3 separate regions of the Mus musculus genome follow, and regions 2 and 3 are each linked to region 1. The links are chromatin loops, found by intact Hi-C in ENCODE. Cell type or tissue: left cerebral cortex. All regions are shown on one strand.

What was found. A loop is a pair of places that touch in the nucleus more often than their neighbours do. Peaks named below come from ENCODE experiments on the same cell type or tissue, not always from the same donor. Only the 100,000 strongest peaks of a DNase experiment are listed, where the experiment ranks them.
Region 2: it touches region 1 in a loop (3-fold over the local background); 9 of 42 quality-filtered maps call a loop at or near these places.
Region 3: it touches region 1 in a loop (2.7-fold over the local background); 12 of 42 quality-filtered maps call a loop at or near these places.

What each region holds. Positions count from the first base shown.
Region 1 is chr7:28,045,422-28,053,421 of GRCm38, forward strand. It overlaps Psmc4 (proteasome (prosome, macropain) 26S subunit, ATPase, 4), which reads right to left and starts at 4,671. Exons shown (of 11, transcript NM_011874.2): 1 at 4,562-4,671; 2 at 3,683-3,781; 3 at 3,372-3,558; 4 at 1,945-2,091; 5 at 1,752-1,861; 6 at 1,565-1,658. The coding sequence starts at 4,597. In left cerebral cortex, a CTCF peak has its summit at 4,897 (motif pointing right); a DNase peak (open chromatin) is centred at 4,781; H3K4me3 peaks cover 1,041 bases; H3K27ac peaks cover 369 bases.
Region 2 is chr7:28,298,272-28,306,271 of GRCm38, forward strand. It overlaps Dll3 (delta like canonical Notch ligand 3), which reads right to left and starts at 3,514. Exons shown (of 9, transcript NM_007866.2): 1 at 3,413-3,514; 2 at 3,013-3,294; 3 at 1,896-1,953; 4 at 622-864; 5 at 248-465. The coding sequence starts at 3,475. Timm50 (translocase of inner mitochondrial membrane 50) reads right to left here. Exons shown (of 11, transcript NM_025616.3): 11 at 7,555-7,759. The coding sequence ends at 7,658. In left cerebral cortex, CTCF peaks have their summits at 668 (motif pointing right), 1,139 and 4,071 (motif pointing left); DNase peaks (open chromatin) are centred at 1,135 and 4,089.
Region 3 is chr7:28,132,984-28,140,983 of GRCm38, forward strand. It overlaps 9530053A07Rik (RIKEN cDNA 9530053A07 gene), which reads left to right. Exons shown (of 20, transcript NM_001164655.1): 4 at 4,080-4,650; 5 at 6,757-7,361. It also overlaps the pseudogene Gm21925. Among named protein-coding and RNA genes, the nearest start is that of 9530053A07Rik, 7.5 kb to the left of the region's middle. In left cerebral cortex, a CTCF peak has its summit at 4,836 (motif pointing right); DNase peaks (open chromatin) are centred at 2,025, 2,617 and 4,836.

The sequences.
Region 1 (8,000 bases):
CATAAAGATGAACTGAAGAGGACACACACTGTTGACTTCTGAATCTCACTCAGAGCTCACATCAAAGGACAGTGCCTCGGTGTTTCATGTTTCTGGCTGAGTGTTCCCTGGTCGTGAGATCTCAGTGTGTCCCAGAGTGCAGCCACTGTTCACGTTCCTCAGTTCATCCCTCTACCCCATGAAGCCAACAAGGACGCCAGGGCCCAAACCAGGAACTGACAACTGCTCTTCAATGCCCACCTCCTGCCAACCACACCCAGTTCACTGGCAAATCTCAGCGACACCAGACCCTTAGTCATCCATCCCTAAGCACACAGCATGAGGCAAATATCGGGGGGGTCCCCAAACCACGTTTTCTGATTGGCTTTCAGGTTTCTTTTAGACTAAAACTATTTTAGTCTATTTCTAATCGGGCACCTTACCATCTTTCCAGACTCATCCCTTTGTGCTGCCAAACGTAGCTTGCACAGCCACTCACCAGGACAAAACCACAAGTATGAGTTTGCTCTAGCGGCATCTGCAGCCTACCCATGAGTCTGCACATGAGTTCCTCTCAGCCGCTGGGCCTCTGCACAAGTGTATTTCCTGACCTAAATTCCCACTCCCAATCTCTGTGCCTGACAGCTCCTTACCCCCAGCTTCTGGAAACCCCTTCCTGAGAAGTCTATGCAGGATTGACAGCACAGCCAGGACATGCTTGCTCACCGTCCACCCCGACTCCCTAGAGTACTCTCTCTATGGACCACTCTCGCCCTGACCTTACCTCTAACCACTCGCCCCTGTGGCTTCTGCCCAGCAAGCCAGGTGATAGTCACCAAGTCTGAACCCACCATAGAAACACTGCATCGCTTTTCTAACTCGTCATCATCCTATGGAATCAGGGTGGGATGTTTGTTTATTGGCTTGGTTTTTGCTTGTCTGGAGAAGGGTCTCACTAGGTAACCCAGAATAACCTTAAATGTTTATCTTAATGCCACAGTCTCCTGAGTTAAGATTAAGAATATTTGCCAGAAGCCGGGCAGTGGTGGCGCACACCTTTAATCCCAGCACTTGGGAGGCAGAGGCAGGCGGATTTCTGAGTTTAAGGCCAACCTGGTCTACAGAGTGAGTTCCAGGACAGCCAGAGCTAAACAGAGAAACCCTGTCTCGAACCCCACCCCCGAATCCCCCAAAAAGAATATTTGCCAGAATGTCCAGATGGGCTTTTTAAATTTTATTTCACCTAAGACAGGGTCTCACTATCTAGCATTGGCCAGCCAAGAACTGCCCATACAGACCAGGCTGGCCTTGAACTCACAGCAACTCACCTACTTCTATCTCCTGGGCACTGGGATTCTAGGTATATGAGACCACACCTGGCTCCTTAGTTTCCACTTTTGAGAAACCCAGGGCACAGTGAGGCGTAATCACCTGCCGGGGACTGCATATCCTGTAAAGGACTGCCACCTGGGCTATGGTCCCAGAGCCTCTATTTACAGACACTACCCTTATGTCATTCCTTACGGAACCCAAGGAAGCAGGAAACAAGGCAGGAAGAGCATGGGGGAGGCCGTGAGAGGCTCACCTGTCGTGTGATGTGCCACAGCCTTTGCTAACATTGTCTTTCCACAGCCAGGAGGGCCATACATGAGGACACCTCGGGGAGGATCGATGCCAATCTAAAAGAGACGGGAAAAGGATGAGCCAAGGGATTATGTCACCAACCCTAGGCCCAGAGACCTCTCCCTGCCCTGCCGCCTCGTCCTCCTCACCTGCTTGTACAGCTCGAAGTGTGTAAGCGGGAGTTCCACAGCCTCCCTCACCTCCTGCTTCTGGATGTCCATGCCTCCGATATCGGCATACATCACATCTGGCTTCTGGTCTGGTGGGAGAGTGGAGCTAGGGCTTGCGGCTCAGCCCCCAGGGTCCCCGTGGGACTCCCAGGGCCCCGGGTGCCCCCCTCACCTGAGGTGAGCATCATGATGCTGCTGTCGGCCTCGGGAGGCAGCACGTCCACCAGGGCATTGCTGTGCTTGTGCAGGGCCACCGAGGCGTTGGGCTTGAGCAGCTCCCGGTCGATGGTACTCAGGATGCGCACATAATAGTTAGAGCCTTTGGGAGCAGACAGGAAGGAAGACGAAGTGAAATGCCAGAGACTTGACGTCACTCCTTCCCCGTTTCCCTCTACACACAGCTGGCACTTTCCACGTTTCCCACGTCTGGCCCTAGGTCATCCCCTCTTAGCCCCCATGCTCATCCTAATGACTTCCCTGCTGGTCTTCAGCCCTGCTTCCTTCTTGAGGTCCAGCTCTGTGCATCTCACATGTGGTCTCCTGGATGGCCCTGGGAATCTTTCAATGTGTTCCCAGCACAGTCCTGGTGTTCTCCACTCAACTGTGCTGTCCCCGAGTTGCCAGCCAGAGGACTAAGCCTCGTTCTGGCCCCCTCAGTCACTCACTCTCTCTACCCCACCTCCCTCTGCTCTCACCTAGCCCACCACCAAACCCTGCCCTCATTTGGAACTATCCCCTGCCTAAGTCTCCATATAAATTCCTGGTCAGCAGCCTCCATCTCCTTTCTCCAATCTACTCTCTACAGCAAGACTTGTGAGTGCAGCGGCCACCCAGACATCTTCCACAGCCTCAGCTCCCCACTGTCTGCCTCCAAATCCACCCCTCCAATCACACCACTATCTCAGGGAGCCCCACCGTCTTAAGTCTCACTTTCAAAGACACAGCCTTCATCTTGGATATTACTCTCCCTTCACTTCCTCAAAGCCCACCTGTCCAATCCCACATGGTTACACGACTTTATCTAGAGCCTTTATAAACACACGGCTCAGTCGAGCAGCAGGAAAAGACAGGTAAGACACCAGAATCGTCAGCTACTGTAAGAGCAGGGTATGGATTTATGTCACTAGCATCTGTTGTATGCTGAGTCCTCAACAGAGCCAAACGTCTTTACACACAACCGATGCTTCCAGACAGCAGCTCCATATCCAGCAGCAGTTGTGGCGTTAACTCAGGCGAGGGAAGTGACCACCAGTTTGTTCAACTCAAACAGACTAGAACCACAAACATCAAAGGTACTCCAACCCACATGGTAAATTTCTTCTTGTTTGGAGACAGGGTTTCTGTATGTACTCCGGGAAACATACTAGGTAGACCAGGCTGACCTCAAACACACAAAGATCCTCTTGTCCCTCCGCCTCCTCAAGTGCTGAGGTTAAAGGCGTACACCATCACACTTGGATGGTGAAACTACACGCACACACGTGAATTGAGAGGCAGAAAGAGACATTCAGAAAATAAAGTATGTATCCACTTCTGGATCGGTCAGTACTCTGGCCATTCTATCACCCTGCCTTGCTCCCAGCCTGCCTCACCACTCACCTGTGGTGGAGCCCACGATGGCTGTGTTCTGATCCACAGCTTCCAAGAACTGACCGATGACCAAGGGGATGCTCTGGATCCGCTTCACCTCCTCCTGGGCGTGGAGGAATTCCTTCTTCAGGTTCTTCTGCTCGTCCTTGATATACTCCTCCTGCACTTCCAGGAACTCCAGCTCCTGCTGCAGCTTCTGCACGCACAGGGAGGGCAAAGGGTTGGCTGCAGCCTTGCCGTACCACAGTGGGAGGTGGGGGGGGGGGCGTATGTGATGGGGGATGGGAGGTATGCAGGAGCCAGCTTAGGGTTGAACACACCTTGTAGCGGCTGTACAGGTCCTCCAGGTCTTCAGGTTCGGGTCCCAGAAAGGACAGGCCGGTCTGCGGCCGAGACACGGACAGTGCTGGAATCTCATCCTGTAGACGGTAAAGACAACTTGGTGTTGGAAGCAGAGAATCATCTCGTGAAATCAGCGAAAGCGTTCTTCCTATTTCGCCACCAAGTCACCTATGTCTCCAGTACCTGACATCATTCACTATCTCTCAATAGATACAGGAGCTGCTCAGTCCCCTATGTAGATTGCTAATAGTAGGCCCCTTAAACAAAACTCATCATGAAAGTTTTGCAGCAGCTCCATACCGAACCTTAGCATCCCAGTCCCCTCAAGAGGTTCTAAAAGTCCCATGGATTTTAAAGTCAGAGTCACATTCAGAGTCTCATTACCCAGTTCTTCCCCTCCCCCCCCCAAAAGCTTTCATGTCAGATTCCCAACTCACGTTAAAGCCAAAGGTCACTCAGCCAAACCACAACCAATACTTAACGCCTCACCGTTCACGTCCCAAGCACAGTGAGTCCACTGGTCCCTTGGCCACGAACATACCTAGGCCACGGGGCCCCCATACATCATCCTCCACCTGGTCCAGACCCCAAACCGAAAAGCTAGTAAGCACAGCTCTCCAGGCCTCGCAACCGTTCTGTCTGAAAAGTCTTTAAGTTCAACGCCACTTTCCTCCCGCTCTGCTTTTCTGAGCTTTGCCGCCCTCCTGACAACATGACTACCCCGCCAGGCCCCGGGACCACCCAAAGCTCGACACCGAGGCCTCTGAAACCACCCAGCCCAGAGCTGGGATCCTGAGAACCCCTCAGCACCCCACTCATGTCCAGCTCCCGCTAAGAAACCCAGATCCCCACTGCACCTGAATCTTTTCCACCAAAATGCCTATCTCCTCCATAGTGACCAAGCCGGCCTCAGTGCAGCCCGGCCAGTCACGGCTTCCGCTGACGCCAACGGAAGTCCTTCACATAGAGCATCTTGGGAAACGTAGTTTTTAAGGTACCGCTGCGGGTTGACCTGACGGGCCGGATAACAGGAAGGGCGGGAAACTCTTAGCCCTGGGCTCCGCCCCCAAGATGGGTTCCTGCGCTCTGCGCTCCAGGCGCGCGCGCGCGGACCCGCAAGGATGTTGCGCGTGCGCAGTAACTCTTGTTCTGGCGCCATCCTGCTTCGCGGCCCGTCGCGCGTTGTGAAGGTTTCTCCAGTAGATGGCGCGGCCGAGTTGCTCTTGAAGAAAAGTCTCCAGAGGATTGATTGATTGATTTTAATATTATCCACTTTTTTACTTTCTTGTCTTTACAAAGCCAGCCCCGAACTGAGAATATGAAGATTAATCAAGTCCTGTCCTAACTTGTTAAAAACTCCAGAGCTTTGTTAGAAGGAATTCGCAGACATAACTAAGTATAAGAAACGAGAGGCACTAAAGAAGCCTTTAGTTCCACAGAAGAATCTCTTGACCTTCTCTGGCCGCCACCTGAAGAGAGAAGCAGAGGTCACAGAACGGCGAGGAGCCAATCAGATCGTACCAAAGCTGGAGAAACCGAGGCAGCTGCGAATGCAGATCTTTGCGGAGTCCTGTCGAATCTTTTCTTCTCTGTCCTCTTCACATTATTTTTAGGGGCTGTCAAGATGGCCCAGTGCTGAAGAACACTTGTGGCTCTTCTACAGGACCCGAGTTCGGTTCCCAGCACCCAGGTGGGGCAGCTCACTAGCATCTGTAGGCAACTCCTTCGGTTTCTGCAGGCACCTGCACTCAAGCACACGTCCCCGCTAGCAGAAACACACTTACACATAATTAAACGTTTTGAAAGGATTTTATATTTAGTTACGTGTACATGTGTATATCGGAGTGCGAATTTGTGCACCTGGATTCAGTACATGCAGAAGCCAGAAAAGGGCATAGGAATCTGTGGCACTGGAGTTACAGACTGTGTGCGCCATCTTTTCAGCCTCCTGTTGAGTTTTGATTGTTGTTATGGCTCAGGAACTTTGATATGCTAAGCAAGCCCAGCTAAAATCCTTAGTATGTATTATATTCTCTTCTACAAAGAAGGAAGCTGGTGCCAAGCACTGAAGTCACTTGAGCAACTGGTAAAGCAGGGTTAGAACCTAGATCTGTATTCCTTGTACCAGGGATATACACTACCACACTTCATAACAGCTATAGTTTTTGTTAAGTAAACTTTTTATTGGGGCACAGATAGGTAGCAGGCACAAATCATTATTTTCTAGCTACATAATGCTGCACAAATTGAACGTCCTATCTGTTCTGTATGGTATGGAGAATCTACAGTAGCTCTCACACTGGCTAGCAGGTGGGTTCCTTCCCTCCATCAGTTGAAGAATTAAAAGACAGAAAAACAGTGACCACAAAGTAAAGGTGAAGTTTGTTGGCAGGCAATACAAATAGTTGAGAGAGGCAGCTCTCCAGCTATTAGGAGGCTGTGTTTTTCTTTGGTTTTAAGGTGTCCCGCTGGTGAGTTCCACGCCACCTGTTCTCTGTTGATCTAATGGTGCTTATGTAGCTCTTCTGTAGCAGGCCTATGTCTTGGTCCACTGACATGGAAATAACTGAATTGTTGCCTGGCTGAGGTAAGTGTGGGCACCCCAGCACTCTCTCCTCTCTGTGGTGTAACAGGTAAGAGATCTGCAGTACATTAGAGGGGAGTGGCATATGTCTCAGAGAAATGGAAATTTACTGATGGGGCAAAAGCCTACGGAAACTCACTACTGGAGGCAAAAAGCCATTTAAAACAAGTAGAAGCACCATATAGATGACTCCCCATCAAGGCAGCTGGAAGAATCCCCATGGAGAGTCCCGGGCGTCTTCTTGAGTAATGCTTCCTAGGAAAAGCAAGACAAGCAAGCCTACAGATATCACCATCAGATTGGGTGCTCATAGTCATCCTTCAAAAATCACCTGGAAAGCCCCGGTGAGGCAGCCAGCTGGGCTTCTCACTGGAGAGATGTGGGCAGAGTAATCTCCTGTAGGGTGAGGCTTCCAAAGACAAGAACAAATGCAGGCAGCGGGTAAATAACATCAAAGAGGGCTCGTTCAGCCACCCAGCAGAAACCACTGCAGCCTGAGTTCCAGCCGAGTAGAGGACTCTCACCAAGGCTGAGCCTTTTTGCTTCCCTTTCCCGCTGCAGGTGTTTTTATACCACGGAATAAGCAGCAGCCTCTGGTGGAATTTGTGTGCCCTCCGGCTGTCCACAAGAACACAATGGTCTGCTGTTGCTATTATTTTACATTACATTTTTTTTAATTGTGGGGGTGTGGGAATGAAACTCAGGCAAGCACCTTCATCCATCGAGCCACTTCACTGACCCTGAAACAATATGTTTCTAAGTTCTTTTTTATTCATGTGTATGAGTGTGCACTATGTACATGCATGCCAAAGCTCTTGGAGATCAGAAGAGGGCGATAGAAACCCCAGAACTAGAGTTACTGGCAGCTGTGAGCCACCAAGTGGTGCCAGGAATTGAACCCAGGTCCTCTGGAAGAGCAGAAAGTGCTCTTAACCATTGAGACATCTTTCTCTCTTTCTCTCTTCCTTCCTTTCCTTCTTCCTTCCTTTCTTTCTTCCTTTCTTCTTTGTTTCTTTCTTTCTTTTAAGATTTATTTATTTATTTATTCATTATATGTAAGTACATTGTAGCTGTCTTCAGACACTCCAGAAGAGGGCATCAGATCTCGTTATGGATGGTTGTGAGCCACCATGTGGTTGCTGGGAATTAAACTCAGGACCTCTGGAAGAGCAGTTGGTGCTTTTAACCACTGAGCCATCTCTCCAGCCCCGAGCCATCTTTCTAGCCCCCTCTTCTGGACAGTTTTTTTAATTCTACTTTTTGCTGTTTTCCTTCCTCCTAGTTACAGAGTTAGGGGATCAACCTCCCCTAGGACAGGGATTTAGGGAGGACAACTTGAGACAAACCTGCTTGGGTCTGAAATGGAGAGTCAACTCCACACAGAGCTCAAGTATCCCACGACAGTTCGCCAATACAATGGACTTTGTATTAAATTGTTACTACCCAGACCAAGCAACCAAGCATTCGCAGCTCCCAAAGCACCTCAGAGTTTCCCTTCCCCCACCCAATGAAGGGTTCACTCACACTAGCAAACATGACATTGGTCTGTTTTCAATTTTCTCTGGACTTGTACAGTGCACTGTGTGTTTGCCTGTTCAGAAAGTTATCTTTGTATCAGTGAGACTCTGTTATGTGTAAAAATAGTTTCTTTAGTTTTTGAATGGTTTCCACTGGGGAATATCCAAGTAGATTTCTTCCAGTAAACATATACA
Region 2 (8,000 bases), 250 kb after region 1:
GAACTGGCCAGCTCAGGCTCAGTGAGAGTCCCTGACTCAAAAATTAATTGAAAGCCGGGCGGTGATGGCGCACGCCTTTAATCCCAGCACTTGGGAGGCAGAGGCAGGCGGATTTCTGAGTTCAAGGCCAGCCTGGTCTACAGAGTGAGTTCTAGCCAGGGCTACACAGAGAAATCCTGTCCTCGAAAAACAAACAAAACAAACAAACAAAAAAAAAAACAAAAACAAAAACAAAAAAGATACTGACACTACAGCTGCCCCCATTGGCACATGGGTTCCCATCACAAGGTCCAGGCCCAGGTAAAAGGCATCCAGTGCTGGCAGGACCAGGAACCCTGGAGTTCAGGCAGCTACTGGTGGAGACAGGGACCGTGCAGAGGGGTCCAGTCCAGCCCTCCAGGCAACGGCATTCATCAGGCTCTTCACAGTAGCCGTGCTCGGGGCTGCAGCCTGGTCGACACACAGCTGCAGGAAGCAGAGGAGAGGCAGAAAGAACAAGACATGAATGCTAGAGCAGGTTGGGACCCAGGGCCCTCGGTTCCCTAAAGGAGATCAATGGGATATGAGAAGGAACTAGGATCCGCGCTTAAGTAGTAGCGCAGGGCACGCATAGGGACTCACACGGGGCTTCGCACTCGTCTGGGAATGGCGTGCAGGGTCGCAGTCCCGGGCCACACCGCGAGGGGGCACTGCGTGAGCGGCACAGGCGCGCGCAGGCGGCCCCGACGGCGGGCGGCTCGCACCGCGCGCGGTAGGAGAAGTGCAACTCCCATGTGCCTGTGCGCTGCACATCGCGGGCCCACGGGCCCCCAGCCGCCAGGCGTCTACGGCCGACCACACGTGCTAGCAGGTTCCAGGCGGGCCCTGCGGAAAGAATGATGTAGAGCACTGAGATTCAGGTCATCCCCACCCCTCCTGGGAATTCCTGGTTAGGTGAAGAGTAGAAGCCCTCCTTAGCAAGCCTGCCCTCCCCTTAATGCACCTAGGGACCTGCATGGCATATCTAGTGTTAAAATAACACTAACTCCTAAGATAACTCCTGTATTTGTTAGAATATTAAAATAGGAGACTTCTAACATCTTGTGCCATCAATAGCTACGGACAGGATCTCCAAAAGTGAAGTCATAGCGCCCCCTCAAGGTCTTATGCGTAGTGGCTCCACTCATGTCTAATCCCAGCAAAAGCCTCACAAAGGGCAGAGTTAAGCCAGATGGATGGCCTAGTACCAATGGAGGAGCCTTATCCAGAAAGCTAAAAAGAGACAACCAACCTCAAAATGGTGGTTCATGCTCACAACGCCAGCACTTGGGAGGCGGAGGCAGGAGAACTGTGAATTCAAGGACAGCCTGGGCTACACAGCAAGTTCAAGGCCTGTCTACATTATGTGACACCCTGTTTCAAGAAAAAGACTTAAATTTTAGGTGCAGCATAGTGGGGATAATTCCTATAATGGGCATTTTGAAGACAGTTTGGGCTACATGAGACATTGTTTCAAATACAAAATCAAGGCCAAGGAGATGGCTCAGAAGTAGAGTGTCCCAGGAATCTACTAGGGACTAGGAGCAAGGCTCAATGATGGAGTCTTGCATAGCATATGGGGAGTTCTTCTCTATTACAACAGATAAGATACAATAAATGGATTTTGGAGCCCTTTGTCTCATTTTGGGGTCAGAGATGCTCAACCTCTCTCAGGACATGGTCTTTACATTGCTACCATTAGGAATTTTGAATTATATTTATACCCAGATTGCCCACAGATCCAAAACCACTAGCCCAGCACCACATCCTAGGAGCTATGATGACATCACAAGCCCAGCAGGAATGCTCCACTTTAGAGGCAGCCCATTATCAGTCCTGAACTCAACACTGCCCCTTCCTACCCGTGAGACACCCACCTCCAGCATGCTCTCCCAGCTGCTCTCTCCAGGTTTCAATGACGAGGGAGAAGGTGCCCTGGTTGGACAGAGAAGAACGAAGAGAGGAAGCCGGTGGTCAGGGAAGCTCACTGACCTCCAGAACACAGCACGGAGTCTGGAAGCCAGCTCTGGGACTGAGCTACGGAGCATTCCCAGAAGGAGCTGCCCCGGGAGCCAGGAGCATTTTGGTCTCATTCTGGATACGCCATTGTGCCAAGTGTGTTTGCACATACCTGTAATCCCAGCGCTCAGGAGGCTGAGATAGGAGGGTTTCAAATATGAGGTTAGTTTGGGGTATCTAGCAAGACCCTGTCCAAAAGGACATACTAAGGTGTTCCCATCTACAGGTGAGGAAATAAAATATGGAAAAAGTTCCCAACAATGTCTACATTTCAAATACGGGCCCTGATTCTTTTTGAGATGTGCAGGGTACAGGGATGGGGACCAGGATTCAGTAAGTGACCTGATGTCCCAACCAAAAGAACTAAGGCTGGAAACATGAGAGATTAGGTGACCTCAAGAAAGTGCTTGAGAGGAGCCCCAGGTCCAAAGAAGAGATCTAGAATAAAGACAAAGACCCCAACTCGACTTGCTATTGCACCCCATAACTCCAGCACTTGGGAGATGGGAGTGAGTGAAGACAGGAGGATCAGGAACTCACGACCAGATTTAGCTACATAGTGAACTCAGAGACAGCCAGGCTTGTCTCTAAAAATACAAAACAAAATACAAACAATAACAACAAAACAGGATGAGAAGAGGATTCACTGGGTAAAAAACACTTACTGAAAACCTTAGTCCAACCCCCTGGGTCCCACATGGTAAATAAAGGGCAGAACTGAAATTGTCCACATATCGCTGTAAAGCGTATTCGTGAGTATAACACACACACACACACACACACACACACACACACACACACACACACACACAACCACAAAAAGATGAGAAGCCCAGTTTTAAGACATCCCTGAAGAGAATAGCGGAGGGGGTCTGGGAATGTGGGTTTCGGAGAGGAGGGGGTAGTAAAGGCTCTGGGGCACGGGATGGTGTCGGGAGCTGGGGGGGGACAGAAAGAGGTGGAGGTTGGACTCACCGGCCAAGCATCGCGGAAGGGCACACGTACGAGGCCATCAGGCAGCGGCAGGGCAGCCGCTGACTCTCCGGGGTGCTCCGTATAGACCGGGACGCTCGTGCTCAGTGCTGCGCCCAGGGCGCACAGGGACTCGGTGGCCTCCTGGGAGACTCCGGGCTTCAGGCAGACCCTGAAGAAGAGGCGGCAAGGGCCTCGGGCGTTGCAGGGGGAGCGTGGGGTCCCGAGGCCTGGGCCTGGCCCGAAAGAATGAATTTGTAGCTCGAAGACACCAGCTGGCAGTGCCTGGGACAGAGAGGGCCACAAGGTTAAGGGACCTAGGTATCTGTGTGCCCCATGAAAGTCTCTAAGACCTCCAGGTCTCGGCCCAACCCCATCTGTTCCTTTCCTTTCTGTATCTGACCTGAGGAAGAAGAAAAGCCAGGATCAGCGTCTGGGAAAGCGGAGACACCTGCAGAGAGACCATTGCTTTGGGGGACAGGATGGGGAAATAGTCTCAGGAGTCGCAGCTGCTGGATGCCGGAGTCTTATATTTGAGGGGACGCTCCGCCCCTTCAGGCCAGTCTTTTAGCTACCGGCCGAGAGGGGTCCCAGGGAAAGGGATACAGTAACTCTATGTGGGCGACTTGGTGAGGTTCATCCTGAGTGTGATTGCATGCGCCAATCTGAAAGCGGCAGGGGTTAATTTCTAAGATACTGTGCGTACTGAAGTGGGAGAACGGAAATACAGGTGCATTCCTCTCTATCATGTATGTACTTATGTGAGCTCCTGTCCGCTGTGGAGGACCCTATGAACCCATGAGTGCAGTGAATGCGTCTCCAGCCGGCTGTGTGTGAGGTTGTGTTTCGGAGCCCCACAGAGGAGGCGGTGAGGAAGAATCCTGAGTTCTTTGTGTGGACCCCTGTGTGTTTGTGGAAGACCTCTCGTGTGTATGCATGTGTGTTTCCCCTTCTTAAAACAAAGCCCCCCCTCCGCGAAGCCAGTATCGCCACCAGACGCCAGGCTAGGATCCTGGTCTTGGAGGGGCCTCCCAGCTGTATGTAAATGTCGCCATCTGCCGGGCGGCCGTGCCCCTCCCCCTTGGGCCGCAGCTGGGCCTCCCATTTGGGCTCAGGAAGGTGTGAGAGGCAAACGGACAGGAAATTAGTCTTCAGTCTTCGGGCACCAGGGCCCCACTCTCCACCCCAGATGAATGGAGCTGCTCATCCCACCCCGGGGGGCGAGGAGGTGGGATTTCGCAGGATCCAGGCAAGTAAAACAATTTAGGTGCAGGTGCCCAGGCTAGTGTGCTGAAGTCAGACGGTGAGCAAGGCTGCAGAAACAGAGGAAACCCACTCCCCACCCCCAGTAAATACTAAGTTAATACTCAGAGCTAGTAATTTTAGGGAAAATATAAGTTGCTCCTATATCCACATTTGTCTTGTAGAGGGGAGACGGCTATAGTCCCACTAAATGTTTAGTCGAAAAAGAGGCGTGGGTGGGCATGGCAGACCTGTAATCCCAGCAGTGCAGAAGCAGGACAAACAAGAGAAAGAAGCCAGCCTAGACGACATAAAGCCTTTCTCAAAACCAATACAGGAAAATACCACAAAACCCTACCACACCTGGTTTTGCTTCACCACGAGGCAAGGTGGTATTTCCAGAGCTCTGAATCACAAATAAAGCAGACTTTAAGGGATTTCTGAAAGTCTTAGCTGTTTAGGACTTTGTTACGCACAGAAACAGAGCCCCTGCTAAGGCCTGGGGTGTGAGGAGGATCCTGGAGCAAACACATTGTGAACAGCAAAGGCTGAGGCCCTGGGACGATCATGCCTGCCCGACCAGCCATCCCAGGAGCTTTTCCTCTCACTGTAGACTCTGCTGGCACACACCTTCCAAAGAGGCGCTCCAGATCATTCCATCCGGTCTAAAACAGCATCTTCCAGCTGGTGAGATGACTTAGGCAGGGCACTTTCTGCCAAGCCTGTTTTCACCCGTGGATCCACATGGCCAGGAACTACCCCCACCACTCTTCTCTTACCGGATGCCCATGCCTACTCTGCCCCCAGACATATAAAAATATAAAACAAACAAACACCTCTAAGGCCCCAAACCACTGCTTCTCTCCTCAGTTCTCTTTCCTGTGAACACTCCTTATGCCTGTTAGGTTAGCACTCCGGCTGAGCTACCACCCCAGCCCTTGCCTAGTCTGAGACAGAGTGGCCAGCCCAAAACCCTCCACACTCCTGCCTGCCTGTTTCCCGAATAGCTAGAATTATAGTCTTATGTGTTCCCCTTTTCTCTGCCCCCATTTTTTATCTCTATCCCCCCACAACTGCCTGCCTTACATCTCCCCTGAGGGAACAGTAGGACACTGCTTCCTAGCAGCCTTGTTCACTACTGTCTTGGGGTGTGAGGAGGGGACATGACTATACACACAAACGACTCCACACAGAGAGCCCTGGAGAACAGGGCATTTGGGGTTAAATGCTTCCCGCCTCATCATATGAGCACTGTCTCAGGGCTCCTGCACCTATGTTCAATTCTCTCCTCCAGTGGGAGTGACACGAGACAGGGCTGAGGTAGCAGACTTAAGTCACATTTCAAATCCATTCTAGAAGACTGTAGGGGTACATGTTTATAACCACAGTACTCAAGAGGCTGAGGCAGGAGGGCCAATTAAGTGCAAAGCCAATTTGAGCTACATAGCAAGATCATCTCAGACATGAGGGCCCCTCCCTCAGAGGGCTCTGAGGGACCCCAACTCCAAAAACCACGTTCCCTCCACCCACAACCCATTCCACCCAGGATCCTATCCCTACAGCAAGCTTTGGTCCACTGTTGTTCTTTTAATCCCAGCACTGAAGGGAGAAGAGGCAGGCAGTTCTCTGTGAGTTGGAGTCCAACCTGGTCTACTGAAAGAATTCCAGGCAGCAAGTTATACAGTGAAACCTGTCCTGGAAGAAGGAAAAAAGAGAAGGGAGTCCTCAAAATCTGCTGGGAGCACCCCTCTGTATTGCCTAGTACTCTGGGCTGAGAGCTTTGGCTGCTGGGAGCACCCCTCTGTATTGCCTAGTACTCTGGGCTGAGTTTTGGTTTTACTTGTAACTCTTTGTATAGTGTCTTGCTACATAACCAGTTTTGCTTCAAACTTGACAGTTCTCCTGTGTCTTAAAAGCTGAAATTACAGCCCTGTGGCACACCAACCCTTCCCCCCATGGTACCACCAAAGGCACTTTAAACAACCTAGAATGCAGTCTCATCTGACCCATGTCTTCAAACTGCCAAAAAAGCATTAATTTTTGGTTTTACGCAGGCTAATACTAGATGCTGGCTGGAGCAGGGGCTTGGGTCAGATGCTCCACCCTACCTCAGACAGGAAGAAACTAAGGCCTTAAGTCTTTTTTTTTTTTTTTTTTTTGATTGAGACAGGGTTTCTCTGTGTGACCCTGGCTGTCCTGGAACTCACTCTGTAGACCAGGCTGGCCTCGAACTCAGAAATTCACCTGCCTCTGCCTCCCAAGTGCTGGGATCAAAGGCGTGCGCCACCACTGCTTTGCCTTAAGACCTTAAGTCTTAAGTACCTTGCAGTAGCTTGCCAAAAGTTTGCGTGGCTACTACACAAGAGCCTATCAATTTGTGAACTATTTTGGGTGGGCTGGAGAGATGGCTCAGCAGTTAAGAACACTGGCTGCACTTGCAGAGGACATAGGTTCAATTTCCAGCACCCTCATAGCAGCTCCCTCACAACCTTGGGGGATTCCAAGCCCTCTTCTGGCCTCCATGAGTTCTAGAATAAGCACACGGTGCATTGACAAAGCACATATATACACATTATAAAAACGAATGGACTATCATTGGGGCTGGAGAGATGGCTCAGGTCAACAGCACTGATTGCTATTCCAGAGGACCTGAGTTCAATTCTAGCACCCACATAGTGGCTCAAAACTGTAACTCCAGGTCTAGGGGATCCCACACCCTCACAAAGAAATACATACAGGCAAAACACCAATAAATATAAAGAAAAATAAATTAATTAAAAAACCCTATTAGTGAGCCGGGCGTGGTGGTGCACGCCTTTAGTTCCAGCGCTTGGAAGCAGAGGCAGGTGGACCTCTTGAGATCACGGTTAGCAAGCTCTACGCAGCGAGACCATGTCTCCAAAAAGACAAAGCAATCGTATTTCTGGCTTCTATGAGGTGTGGCTGACCGCACAGCTCCAGAACCACATTCCCACAGAGCCACACACGGCAGCTAGGCTGACAGCCCTCGAGGCGGCTCCCCAGAGGCCAGACTTCTCTTTATTTCTACAGCACACAAGGAGTCCAGAGCCAGAGAAAGAGGGAGGGAGAGAGAGAGAGGGGCTTTTCTTTGCCAACTCATAGAGTATATGGGAAGACATGTGCAGCAGAAACCCAGGTTTTCAGTTTCAGGCTGGCAGGAGCCCCACTCCAACGAGGCACTCATGGCACCCAGCCCTGTGGTGGTGCTCAGTCACTGTGAATGACGACCGAGTCCAAGACCTCACCCCAGTGCCCCATCTGGACTCTGGACACAGGCATTGTGGCATCTGGGACTCGCTTTATTGGACACATAGCTGTCCACACTTTGCCGTGTAAGGGCTGGGGCCCAAGGCTCAGGCATCAAGTCTCTGAGGAAGCCTAGAAGTCAGGGCTGCTTGGAGCGAGGCCACAGTCGGCTGGCGAGTGAGCCAAAGGAGAGGCCCTGCCTGTTGGACTTGGAGAGCTCGGCCAGGCGCTGCTGCTCCTCCTGGGGATGAGGGACAGAAAAAGACAAGGGTCAACTCAGAAGCCTGCCTGCCGTCATACTCAGGCCCAGTATAGAACCCGAGTCCACCCGTTAGATCCAGAGCGTGGAAAGAGCAACTCTTAGCCCCAGGGGTGCAGGACTAACATGCCCGAGGCCAAGCGTCCACAGATCCCTGTGCACAAGCTCTACGCACACAGTCTACCATGAAAGGTCTCAGGACCACCCAAGGCCATGGACTTAT
Region 3 (8,000 bases), 88 kb after region 1:
GCCAGAGTGCACTGTAATGGCTGTAGGACTTCCTGAGTACTCTCATAACGGGACACAGCAGGACTAGTTCTTGTTGCTCGAGGGTAGTTAAAACTCTGTGTCAGCCAGGCAGTGGTGGTGCGCACCTTTAATCCCAGCACCTGGGAGGCAGAGGCAGGCGGATTTCTGAGTTTGAGGCCAGCCTGGTCTACAGAGTGAGTTCCAGGACAGCCAGGGCTACACAGAGAAACCCTGTCTCGAAAAAAAAAAAAAAAAAAAAAAAACAACTCTGTGTCAGTCACAAAGCTTCTGAGTGTACACCTCATGATCAATTGTCATCATCTTCCCTCTCCCCTCCTCGTCCTGTCCCTCTGTCCCCCACCGTTACAGGGAAGACACGATTAAAGCTAACTGGGTTGTGGGGGTCCCCAAGCCTCCTCTGTCCTTAGCTGAGTTATCATGGGCTCCTGTGATCTGGAGCTTCAGCTGTCTATCATGCCGGTTCTAACAGGGTGCAGTGGCCTCCTCCCCTTGGGGAGAAAGATCTAGCTCCACGTTTTCAACTCTGGATGCTCTGAAGGTGGGGGCTGGTATGATCTTTTCATAGTCATTATAGTCTTAGTCATTATAGACTGAGTCTACCAATCAAGAAAGACCCATGCCTCTGCCCCCTTAATTGTTTATAATTTATTGACTGCTCATACACTTTTGGAGGCTTCAGGATGTAATTTAATTCATCTGTTATTTGGTACAGTCTTTATGACAAGGCTGAAAAGAGTCTTCAGTTATCCTGTTATTAATAAAAGGAGCAAACAAGCCCCCACCTTCATCCAGGGCATCCGGAGTTGGAACCGTGGAGCTAGAGCTCTGTCACCAAGCAGAAGAGGCCCTGCAGCCTGTTAGAACCTGCACAATGCACAGGTGATGCTTCTACCAGACGCAACTTTCATCTTACTCAAGCGTCTTGGCTTAAGGGCCTAACAGGTTACTTTTGTGATAGCACCAACCAGCTCCTGTCATTGCTGGAATACGAGTCCCTCCTGTTCTGTCACTTGACTATGGGGAGCTGGAAGGTAGCCTGACAGTTATCTCGCTAGCATTGTTTAAGACAAGGACTTATACAGAACTTCAGACAGGTGGTGTGTAGCTGAAACACCGGCAAGGAGCTTCACCAGCCTTTGACCAATTTAATGGGTTAGAAGTAGAAATAGTGTCTTCAACTCTCTTGACCCATCAGCTCCCAATAATGACACAGTGACCTCTTATTATTTATGAATGCTTAGGGCTTATAGCTTACGTTTGTTTGTTTCCAACTAGCTCATATAACTTAATTAACCCTGTCTATACTCGCCCACATTTGCAACATGGCCCAATTGCCTCTCCTCAACCCCTTATGCCTAATTTTCTCCATGTCTGGTTGGGACCTGATTCTTTCCCAGAGTTCCTACCTCTGCCCAGAAGTTCTGCCTATCCTCTCCTGCCTAGCTATTGACCATCAGATCTTTATTACATCAATCAGAAGATGCCTTAGACAGGCAAGGAAGGACAGAGATGCACAGTGTACAAAAAGATTATCCCAACAAAATGGGAAGTGGATCCAAGTGGGTCATCCCTGGGCATTGGACTAACCTGCCAGGGAGGTCTCAGTGAGCTGCCCTCTGCTGCACTCAATTGAAGACCCTAAGAAAACTGGGTACCTTCATGAACTCTGAAGGAAGAGACCATTTCAGAGTCACCAATACATTAAGTAGGTGTTCTCTCCAGATGTTCCAGCAGCTGCGTGGAGGGGAGAGGAGCCAACTCAGATCCATCAAAAGGTGAAAAGATGCTCTTTGAGAACCGGGGAACTCCAGGGCTTAAGGTTAGAGTAACACTGGTCCTGTCCCTTCAAGGTCTTTGCTGTGAACTAGGAGGGGGGTATCGTTGACGTGTGGGATCTTTATGCCCTAGATTTGCTCCCATCTTTTAGAAAAAAATCTTGATTATATAAAAATAGCTAAGAGAACATACTGCTTTTCCAGAGGACCCAAATTCAGTTCCCATTGCCCACATAAGGTGACTCACAACTAACTGTCTGTAACTCGAGCTCCAGGGGATTCAATGCCTCTAAGCACTGTGGACACCTTCTCTGTGTCTCTGTCTCTGTCTCTCTCTAACACACATTTTATATATATATATATATGTGTGTGTGTGTGTGTGTGTGTGTGTGTGTGTGTGTGTGTATAATGTATATATATATATAATACACACATATATAAATATATGTATATACTTAGAAGCATATATATGTGTATATATACACACATATATGTGTGTATACTTATGGTGGATATCTAATTCCACATACCTTAATTTGTCGAAACAATTCCAACTTCAAGATACTATAAAAGTTCAATGGCCCATTTAAGAGTCAAGTGTCTTTTTCATATAATGCACACTTAAGCCATATTAGACTACAGTGTTGTGCCCCAACAGGAAATTTTATATTTAATTTTTAATAGCATGGATTTTTTAAAAATGTCTGTTGCAACTAGTTCAGAGACTTCAAGCCCATTCTAGGCAGGTCCAGTCATGGTCTTGATTCCTTCCCAGCTGGGGCTCAAGAGGCACCCCCAGCAGCTGTGTACATTAAAACAGCCAACAGAATGTCGGCCAGCTCAGTCACAGTCTGAGTGACGCAGAGAGGAAGAGGCATCTGGAGCTGATATAGATGTCCTCACCACCAAGAAGAAACAGGGTAGTGGAAAACCAGATCCCTCAGTCCAGAGGACCTTTAGGTAAGACTTACCTTTAGGTAAGGTAATGTCCAGGACGTTAGGTAAGAATCAGGGTTTCTCCACACATAAGCAGATCAGATCTCAAATTCAAATAAATCAAGACCCCAAAGCCACTGCAGGACCCAAAACCCCTATATGATGAGGGATTTTAAAGATAGCAACAAGCATTTAGTTTTGTTCCTCAGAGGCGAGAATCTTCCAAAGTTGCTCCTGGTATCCCAGGGGACCCAAATGTAGGACTAGGGAGATGGAGGATGAACTGGGGTTACTAGCAAGCTGGTGTTACCATTTGAGGACTAACCTGTTCATTGTGCCCAACAATGCCTATGCTGATTGTCCTAGCTAGCCCTAATTGTCAACTTGACATAGCTTAAAGTCATCTGAGAGAACCCTCAATTGCAGAGCTGTCTAAACCAGGTTGGCCTGTGGCCCTGTCTGTGAGGGATTGTGCTGGCTTTTGAATGATGTAGGAAGGACCGGTCCACTGTGGGTAGCACCATCCCTAGGCACCAGGGCCTGGTCTATATAAGAGAACTAAAGAGTGAGCCAGTGAGCCAACCAGCAAGCAGTTATTCCTCATTATTTCTGCTTCAAGCCTGGCTTCCCTCACAGATGAGTTGTAATTTTCTCCCCCAAAGTTGCATCTGACAAATGCGCTGTGTCACAGCAGCAGAAAGGAAAATAGCCCACTGCTACCCAGTGATGGTGGTTTAAAGAGGCTGGCAGCCCTCTGCCGGATTTGTCACCGTTTTGGTGCTTGTAGGTCTTGACTGGTTCTGCCCATAGCCTCCTGACTCTTGCTTCCTCATGTCATGAACATGAATCCCACTGTTTCACTGGCTTCCTACAGCTGCCCCTTGCTGCCACCAACCCTGCCAGGTTCCTTCCTCACACTGGCTTCATTCTTGTAATGAGCCTGCCGTTCTGCCAGCCACTGTCAGAGGCACTGGAGATAAAACCATGAGGTGGGCTCCCAGTGGTTCTGATAGGTGGAGCATGTGGCAAACCTGCACACTGTGGGAGAGGGCCAGGAGCTGTGGGAACTGGGAAGCAGAGGAGGAGGGGCAACAGGAAAGGGCTACTGAAAGGGTGACCAGGGACAGCCTCACTGAGCCAGTGACACCTCAGCAGACATTGTTGGGGAGGGGGCGGGGGTCTTCATGCACATCTCAGGGAAGAACACTTCAGGCCACATCCCTAGGCTCAGCTGGTGACAAAGGAAGGAAGGCACCCTATGTGACTAGAGCTGGGGATTTCAGTAAAGGAGATGAAGGTCTGAAGGAGAGATCACACACGAGTCTGACCACTGTCACCTCTCTGCAGATCGACTACCAGTACTCAAGCCTGCCGGTCTCCCTGAGTGAGGGTCTCTTGCGTGTGCACCAGAGTGGAACACGAGGTGTGCTAGAACTGGACTTTGGGCTGGTGGTCACCTATGACTGGGATGGCCAGCTGACCCTGAGCCTGCCCAAGCGCTTCCAAGACCAGGTGTCTGGGCTGTGCGGCAACTATAATGGAGACCCTGCAGATGACTTCCTCACGCCTGATGGGAAGCAAGCTCCTGATGTTCTAAATTTCACCAAAAGCTGGAAGGTGAATGATCAAGACCTCTTATGTGATGATGGCTGTTATGGCAACTGTCCGTCTTGCATCCCAAGCCAGGCCCAGCTCTTTAAGAAAGACCTTTTCTGTGGCATGCTAACTCTGCCCTCAGGCCCATTTGCTGACTGTCATCAATTTCTGGACCCCAAGCCTTTCCTGGAAGAATGTGTATATGACATGTGCGTGACGGGAGGGGAACGTCTCACCCTGTGCCGTGGCCTCAATGCCTATGCACAAGCCTGTGTGGACCTGGGCATCTCTGTCCGCGAATGGAGGTCACGAACCAACTGCCGTGAGTTCAAGACAGGGTAGAGAATTTTGATGAGAGGTGGGGAACCCATTGTGTCTGCTTGGTACCAGAGCACTGATTACGCTTCAGTCCAGTGACAGGCAATGACAGAAACACTGAGACATCCAAGACACTCCAGGGACACACACAGTAGTGAACAGGATAGACCACAGTGATTGAGGTTGCCACAAGAGGGCACTCTAGCATATCTGGAGATTAGTTGGAGAGGGATGCAGGATAAGACACTAGGGGAATTCAAGAGGGATAAAGGATGCTAGAGGGCGAGTAGGGGACAGTTACAGAGAAGATTTTCCTAGAATAAAATTTTCAAATCTAAAATTCATGGGAAGGACTGGAATATCCAAAAAGGGGAAAACGGATGTGGGCTCCTTCCTGACCCAGGGAACCACAGAGGTTTGTCACGAAAGATAGTCTGTCAAGTTGCAAGATCAAATTCAGTGATTATTCTTTGGTTGTAACACTCCCATGACTCCCAATGCCCTCTGAAAAATATCAAAGACGACTAGCCAGGCGCCCATCCATTCAGTCAATAAACCTGTCATAACTCCACAAGAGCCTGTATCTGTGCTGGCCATGTGGAGGACAAAGCAGGAGCCAACGGTGACTTGTCTGCCATGTAGTAGACAACTCAGCGAAATGCTGAAGAGGCATACAGGCCAGTGAGGGGTGAAACCGATGTCAGGCCAGAGCTGAAGACTAGGGATTCAGAGGGGCAATGAGTCCAGAGGGAGACAAAGACACTGCTTGGACTCTCCTGCATCACTACTATGTCCCAGTGTCCTGTAAGCCTTCCTCTCCACATGTCCCAAACTCCAACGGAGAAGCCAATGAGTCTATCGCCCCTCCTGTCCATTTCGTAGGCCCTGTGCTCCATGCTGAAGATTCAACTTGACCAAATCAAGCTGTGTTCCCACCCCAGCAGAACCTATATCTTGGGTGGGGAGGGAGAGACAGAGAGTTAGCAGATCTACTAGAAAACACCTTCAAAGAGCAAGATCCTATGAGAGTATCTGGAAGCTCAGTGAAGATGTAGGAAGCCAATGACAGTGGACCCTGGAGCGAGTCACATCCAGGCCATGGAGTCAGCTGAGTCATCACAATGTTGGCCCTGGAGTACCCAGCTACAGTTCTACAGTTCAATCCCTGTAGCCAATGAAATCAGTATTGCTTTCTCGAATTTACTCCTGGCAAGACTGAGATACAGATACAGATACAGATACAGATACAGATACAGATACAGATACAGATACAGATACAGATACAGATACAGATACAGATACAGATAGATACAGATACAGATACAGATACAGATACAGATACAGATACAGATACAGATACAGATACAGATAGATACAGATACAGATACAGATACAGATACAGATACAGATACAGATACAGATACAGATACAGATACAGATACAGATACAGATACAGATACAGACAGATACAGAGTCATTTGCTCATAAAGTGTTGGCAAGGGGGGAGCTGGCATTTCAAATCTAGCCCCCTGGACTCCAGGAGCCTTCGTCTTTACCTGCAAAGTCTGTTTGTGGAAAATATAATAATGGTAGGAGGAAAATGCTAACGCAAAGATCTCAGTGGGGAATCTTGGGACCAGGCACCTGTCCACCCACTGAGTGTGCAGAGTGTGCCAGTAGGAGAATGAGACTGATGGGGACAGGGAGATTGTGGGGAGCATAGGGGAACCCCTGGGCCTCGGGAGGACTCTGCTTTCCCCTGAGTGAACTGAAGTCACAGAAGGTCGAGGTCCCTGGGCTGAGCCTGCATTCACAGTCCCTCTGGTGCTGTGAGGAGCACATACAGTTCCGGGAGCAGGGAACCGGGCAGGAGGCTGCTGTGGTTCCTGGGTCATGGACACAGATTCTGCGTGGGCTTGGAAGGTGAAAGCTATGAGATTTGCCCACTGCCAGGTTGGTTGTCCAGGGATGGGGCGGAGGGGGCACTGGGGCCTGAGCATCAGGAAAGGAGGAGTGCCATTAACTGAGGGGTGTGGACCTCTGATGAAGCAGCATTGTCTCGGGGAGCCCCACACCTGGCATGACCCACCCTTTCTCCCAACCCCTCCAGCCCTGACCTGTCCAGCCAACAGCCACTATGAGCTCTGCAGCCCTGCCTGCCCACCCTCCTGCAACTCAGAAGCCAGACCGACCAACTGCTCTTCGCGCCCTTGCGTGGAGGGCTGCGTGTGCCTTCCAGGCTTCGTGGCCAGTCGTGGCCTTTGCATGCCTGTCTCATCCTGTGGGTGCATCTTCCAGGACCGCCTGCTGGCCCCAGGTCAAGAAGTGTACGCGGACGAAAAATGCCACCTCCGCTGCACCTGTGATGGAGCCACTCAGAAGGTGATCTGTAGGAACACAACAGGGTGTCTGCCTAAGGAGCACTGTGGGGTACAGAATGGCTCCTTTGGTTGCTTCCCGGAATACTTCCGCATCTGCCGGGCATCCGGAGACCCACACTACATGAGTTTAGATGAGCGGATCTTCAATTTCATGGGTACCTGCACATACTTGTTTACTGCCTCCTGTGGCCAGCACCCATCTCTCCCCGACTTCAAAGTGTTTATAGAAAATGAACGCCGTGGAAGTCAAAGCGTAAGCTTTGTGCGTTCTGTGAAGTTGGAGGCCTTAGGAATCAAGTTGGAGGTGCGCCGGGAATACCAAGGCAAAGTGCTGGTGAGTGCGGCAGGGCGGGAACGGGGGGGGGGGGGGCAAATCCAGGGAAGATCAAAGGCTGTGGTGGAAGCAGAGTGGGATTCATTCAACGACCTTGTGGCTAAGGTCCAGGCCCTGTTACTTTTTCTTGTCTCTGTGACAGTCTCTCAGACTGTCTTACCTCGGTCAGAGATCATAGTCAAATAGTTCTCCACCAGGAGCCTCTGGTCTCTGGGCAGTTCTGCGGATGTGATGAATTCACATCTTCAGGGTCTCAAAAAGAGGTCTTGGTGCTCAGTAGATATTAGAATTTCCTAGTTTTGTCCTTATGAAAGTTTAGAATTACTGACTTGTGTCTAAAGAATGGACCAGAGAGCAAGGTAACAGGTGATGTGAAATGTCCGGTACAAAGTGAGCATTTGTGGTGGGGGTGGGGGGTGGAGATGCCCATTTAACCTCGAAGACTGAGAAAATGTCTGTCCACCCAGACAACATCAAGACCACACATGGTGAGTTCTACTGTCAAAAATCCCAACAAAACAAAAGCCGTGCTGCCAGGCTGCCTCTTCTCTGTGTCCTCTTTCTCCCCAGGATGGGTGCCTCTCCATCACTTCTTTTTAGACTTGCTCACCAGGCTGTCTGCTGTACTGGCCAGAACTT